2 separate regions of the Homo sapiens genome follow, and region 1 is linked to region 2. A link is a loop called in an ENCODE intact Hi-C map of the cell type or tissue named here. Cell type or tissue: heart right ventricle. All regions are shown on one strand. Links, peaks and the distances in the headings refer to the core of each region. The heading gives the core; the rest is flanking DNA.

The links. A loop is a pair of places that touch in the nucleus more often than their neighbours do. Peaks named below come from ENCODE experiments on the same cell type or tissue, not always from the same donor. Only the 100,000 strongest peaks of a DNase experiment are listed, where the experiment ranks them.
Region 1: a loop joins it to region 2, with 2.0 times the contacts of the local background. A loop is called at or near these places in 1 of 110 quality-filtered maps.

The regions. Positions count from the first base shown.
Region 1 is chr7:22,373,533-22,376,455 of GRCh38, reverse strand. No RefSeq gene overlaps it. Among named protein-coding and RNA genes, the nearest start is that of RAPGEF5, 18 kb to the right of the region's middle. In heart right ventricle, for the core only: no CTCF peak of the experiment used is centred there; no DNase peak of the experiment used is centred there.
Region 2 is chr7:22,217,614-22,220,536 of GRCh38, reverse strand. RAPGEF5 (Rap guanine nucleotide exchange factor 5) reads left to right here. Exons shown (of 26, transcript NM_012294.5): 9 at 546-671. Among named protein-coding and RNA genes, the nearest start is that of RAPGEF5, 140 kb to the left of the region's middle. In heart right ventricle, for the core only: no CTCF peak of the experiment used is centred there; a DNase peak (open chromatin) is centred at 1,301; H3K4me3 peaks cover 2,500 bases; H3K27ac peaks cover 2,500 bases.

The DNA.
Region 1 (2,923 bases), core at 304-2,803, 160 kb before region 2:
TTAATCTGGCAGCCAACACCTTATCACCTGCCTCCCCCGATCGTGAAATCAGTCCCTGTCTGTGTGTAAACTCAGGTTATTCTTAGCTGAGGAAAATTATGAATATATGTGATTCATGTATGTAACTGTTAAAAGTATTACTGTAATGCCCTTTTGCTAACTTGAATCTTGTCTAAAGTGTTATCACTAGGGGCATTTTGATGTCTGCCACCTAATCTCTTAGAATAGAGTTTTATTTTTTCTGATTAAGTGTGCCTGTCGCATAAATCCATGGTTTAATAAAGACTGGATATGTTTTTGACTTTTTTTTAAGAGAAATGTTTGTGCCTGGTCTGATAAAAAGATGCCACTCACCTCTTCAACAATGAGATGCTTTTTTGGACTATTTTTCCTGGTGTCTATTGGGAGTAATGATGCATATATGAAATGGCTTGGCTTGGCTGAGTGGGAGCTGTAGAACTGCTTTTGGAACAGTGCAAAACTAACTCACCTAAATATGCTCCAAACTGAAAACCTGGGCTCACTGGCATTTTTCTCTAATGGAGGTAATTATCCAAAGACAAACTCATACACACCAACAAAACCCTGGAACAACAACAGTGGTTAAGACCCCACCTCTATTTAGAGCTCTCAAAGATTCAGATGCTGTGCTAAGCAATCTACACGTGTGAAGTGGTTCCTGTAGATTTGGTACTCCATTATACCCACATAACCGATGAGAAAACTGAGGTATAGAGAGGCAAATCATACAGCTAGAGCCAAGATTTAGGCAGATTCCATTCAGTTTTTAGTCCTCTGAATCACCATGATTCCCAGTCAAGTGACACAACCTCAGCTGCTTACAGGGGCCTGCAGGCAATTTAAGTGAGTGAGGTCAGCTGGTGCAAGAAAATGGGGAGTGGTGGGACTGTAGCAAATGGAGAGAGCCTAACCTAATGAAAGAGAAGCTGCTACTCACATCTGGCAGGCAAGCAGGCCCAGGGCAGCCAGATCTTTTGATTATCCACAGCAGGCAAAAATCTAGAGTTCAATGAGAAACCTTCCAATTTTTAAATGTTGGCATATAATTTTATAAAATCCTTCTGCATGTCAACAGCACATACTTATAGTTCATGCTGAGCCCATGGGCTGCTGTCTTCCACCTCTACTACTCTGACTCCCACCACACAGAGCCTCGGCTGCAATGTACTTGTTCTTAAATGTTACCTTCTCCATGGAAGTGCTCCTGGGTTCTGAGCTCTACTTCTTGATTCAGCTTTGTGAGCACATGCTGTTGAAGCCTGGAGGAGTGGGTGAACCCACCCGGATCAGTGCCCTATGGGCACTTTACATGCTCAAGTGCCAATTGCCTCTTTAAGCTTTCCTATACTCTCCCTACTGTGACTTAGACCTTCTTTGCCTGAGTTCTCGTGAAGCCATGAACTGCAGTTGGTTGTATTATATCTCCCTCTTACCTAGCACATTTCTGCTTTCTCTCTATTACAGTCTATTGGCCTATTTCTCCCTATTACAGTCTAGAGGCCTATTAGAGTCAGCCTCTTGGAGACAGATCCAAAGTCTTATAAATTACCCCATTTTTCCTGCCTTCCTCCAAGGCTGAGCTCATTTCTTAATAGGTTCACCTTAAATATTTATTGAATTAAACATAAAAATTGCAGTATACATAAAGCTTGTGTTTCTATGACTGTGAGATAGGAGACAAGTTCAGTTGCTTTAATAAAGACCTAAACAATTCAGTTACTTTGCCTCTGCAAAACTCAGTTTTCTCATCTGTTAAATATTAATTATTTAATACCCAAGTAAAAGAATCACTTAATCGATGTAGATTGCTTAGCACAGCACCTGATGCATCAGAGGCACTCAGTAGAGGTTAGTTCTTGCTGTGACTGAACTTTCACAAATCACACACGAGATTTAATAGAGTAGAGCCAGGAGTAACCAAACACCAGAGGGTCTTATTACAGATGGTCCTCACATCATGGATTGGGGTCTTCAGGAACTCATAAAAGGTTTCTTTCAACTTAAGACAACAGCTAGAGTTCTGTATATATTTTTACTGTCAACTCGAATTGTTTATTTGGACCTAGTTAATACACATTTTTTCTTTCATCACAGAAATATGCATGAATCCAAATCTAAATGCATGAATGAATGTGCTAATTACTCTCTGTTATGGACTGAATTGTATCCCTCCCAAATTTATATATTGAACTCCTAACCCCCAGTACCTCTGAATGTGACTGTATTTGGAAATGGGGCCTTTAAAGAGGTAATTCAGGTTAAATGAGGTCATATGAGTGGGCCCCAATCCAATCTGATAGCTGTCTATATAAGAAGAGGAAATCTGGACATACGTAGAAACACCAGGGTAAGGGTCATGTGAGGAGATGGTGAGAAGGTGGTCATTGGCAAGCCAAGAAGAGTGACTTCCGGAGAAATCAAACCTGCTGATACCTTAATCTGTACTTCTAGCATCCAGAACTATGAGAAAATAAATTTCTGTTGCTTAAGTCACCCCATCTGTAATATTTTGTTATATAGGGAAGGAAAAAAAATCCTTTTCTTTCTACCCCTCCAAGCTCTCAGCTATACCCCCATAGCAAAAGACAGAATAACAAGAGAGAAACATTTTATTTACAATATATAAATATTTATGTTTCATGAAAGAGGAAGCTTCATAAGGAAATGACCCCCCAAAAGCAGTTAGAATTGAATGCTTATAAACTGAATTGGACAAAGAGTAGTAAATTATAAAAAGGTGATAAGACAAAGGGGCTTAGAAGAGGGTAGTTAATCATAGAGAAATGGCTAGGAAGATAACAGTTAGTTTAAAAAGGTTTGTTTGTGCTGATTTCTCTCAGTTTAAACTTCCGGTCCTTGAGGATGAGAATGTTACTTTCCTTCTGGTATAGGGAGGACAGTT
Region 2 (2,923 bases), core at 216-2,715:
GGTATTTTACTAATGCCCCATGGTAACTTCCCAATTGTGAAAAAAATTATCTTGTGATCTTCTTGTTAAGGGTTTATTTATATACGGAATAATTTGTTGTGGAGCTAAAGAATTGGGGTGTTGCATATTGTTATTTTTAGGGCTCTGTATCAGTTCACCCTTTCACCAGTGTGGTTCCTGGCTAACTTTCCCATGAGTTTTTAACCTCTTGCTAGGCTCTGCTTATGTAACAGGAAACAGGCTGTCAGGAACAAACAAACAGGAGCCTATCAGGCGCACACTTAGTAGCAAATGATTTAGTTTGCTCTGTCCTTCACCCTCTTAAAGTAGGGTGATACGCAGACTCAACTTTAAGTCTTTTGGCATGGTGCTCTTAGGTTATAATAATGTAACTTCAATTTTTGAAAGGCAAAATATTTTACCAAGACCATGATTTAATCCAGGCAGTGGAAAAGATGAGCTTATTATAAGGTGAACTTTGCGGTGGTGTCATGTCCTGGGACTGTGGTTTTAAGTATATCTTCGCTTTTTCTCCAACTCTTAAGGCAGGGGTGATGTGCAAGCTCCAGGAAAGAGATGAAATCGGACGAATTGAACTAGTCCAGAAGCTGGCAAAAGAAAACTATCAGTTTTTGCAGACGGACAAAAAAGAACAGGAGAAGTCTGAACACGTAAGCCTTTTGCCTCTTGGGGATGCAGGTTTGAAGGGGTGGAAAATGTTTTTGCCTGATTGCATGTTTGAACGAAAGACTATTTTATTTTAAATTCTTTAGGTTTTGGGGGTTTTTTTCCCCCCAAGAGCATCCTCCTTAGTAAAAATGACAGCTGCTCATAGCTCTAAGCAAGTGGCTTATGACACAGGATTTATAAGAGACTCTTCTCAAAAGTAAATTATGTAGAAATATGAGAATACATTTAAGCAAATATGAATCCTTATCTATTTATGATCCTGCTTGGGTGGCTTTCAAGTTTGATTTTGGAAGTTTTGCCTTATCATATAGTTTGTAGAACATGAATTTTGAAAAAACATTTCAACATATTTTTATGTTTAGTACAGAGGTGGATCTAGTTGCCAAATGAATGTGTCCTAAGTCACTAGAAATAGATGAAAACACAAAAAGAGATTATAGATGCTCTCACCAAGTGGGAGGGTCAGAAGGGAGTTTTCCCAGTATCTTATGAAGGCTTGTGTTCCAACAAGAGTTATATTGTTTGAATATAGTTAAAGCTGGAGGAAAGGGACGTTCCGCTTGGTCCTCCTGAAAGCAGTTATTCAGATTGAGCCTTAGAACTGAGAGTGCTGCCGTCATGCTGGGAAGACAATGGGACCACTTTCTTGTGCCACACATTGTTATCTGTTGACTTGGTTGTTGTTGGTTATGAGACTTCACTCTCAGTGCTGCACTATCCAGGATTGCTCATGAAGGGGAAAATTCCTCTGCGCTTATACATGTGTTTCTCTGACTTTAATTTTTCCTTGAGATTTTGTTTTCAACCCTTTCCAAGGGGGAAAACATTGCTTCATGCTTTTTCTCCTCCAAGTCTATTAATACAAATGGCAGGGTTTTACTGAGAAGGAGAGGAGGTAAGATGCTCAAGTCTGGCTGGCTGCTTAGTTTAATAACATAGCACTTCTCTAACAGTGAGACATCGAATTGTAACAGTTGGTGTCTCAAGAAAGAGAATAATTAGGCAGTTTCAAAGCGTTGTGATTGAACTATTTCAGAGGCGACTATTGACTTTAAGTGTGGATGTAGGTCTCAGGCAACCTTCACTTTGCTTGGAACTATTGAAAACTTTAGCACCTTGTTCAAGTTGTTAAAAGCACCCTGAAGTTTGACTATATCATAGACTGACGCCTAACCTCTGCTGTGTCCTTAGGATATTTGAGTATCCTAGTGTGCAGCTTAAATTTTTCAAAAATTTTCCTTTTGATTCATTTTAATTAGATGAGCAACAGTTTTCATATGCCATATTTTATTGATTTCAAGATGCACATTTCCCCCACAATAGTCTTAACAATTGATGATATGAAAACATGTCATAGTTTAATTGTGAGCATTTTTCTTTCCTTATGGTTCTTAAAATGAATGCTGTATCTTACAACTGATTGCAAGTTAGGTCCAGTAAACCAGTAACAACTTCAGGTATGGTAAGATCTTTCAAAAATCAAACAGTAGAACAGTAGGGTACCACTTCACCAAAGTTAGAGATCATAAGCTTTAGGCTTATGATTAAGGCTTATGACAAAACAACTTTGCACTTATTAAAAAGATACCTCTGTGTTGTCTTTGTTGTATATTTAGTTCAGTCCAGAATATTATAAGTAGTCACGGCCAATGAGATTATAATACTCTTCAAATCTGTAACTATAGAAATCTACACTTCCTGTGTCCTTGTGTTCTCACTGGGTGAGAGGAGGGGGTAGGGATAGCATTAGGAGATATACCTAATGTTAAATGACGAGTTAATGGGTGCAGCACACCAACATGGCACATGTATATATATGTAACAAACCTGCACATTGTGCACATGTACCCTAAAACTTAAAGTATAATTAAAAAAAAAAGAAATCTACATTGGGGCTGATAATTGTAAAGGCTTTTAACATGAGGCAGAAATTTAGTGATTGAAGATTTGCAGCTTTGCTCTGGTTATCTGCTCTGTCACCTTTAAACCTTCATTTCACTTGTAAAACAGAACACTAACATTTTTTACTTCTTGCGTGACTGTCATATCATGGGTGCATTAACAGCTCTGAAACGTTTTTGTTTCTGAGAGGAAAGATGGTGTGTAAATAAACATTGGAATTATGACTTTTTCTATGTAGACTTTCCTGTGAAGCTTAAAATAAGGAAAGGAATATTAGGGATCTTTCTTTCTAGTGATAAATATAAACAAAGCCATTCTGTCATCTCCCTTC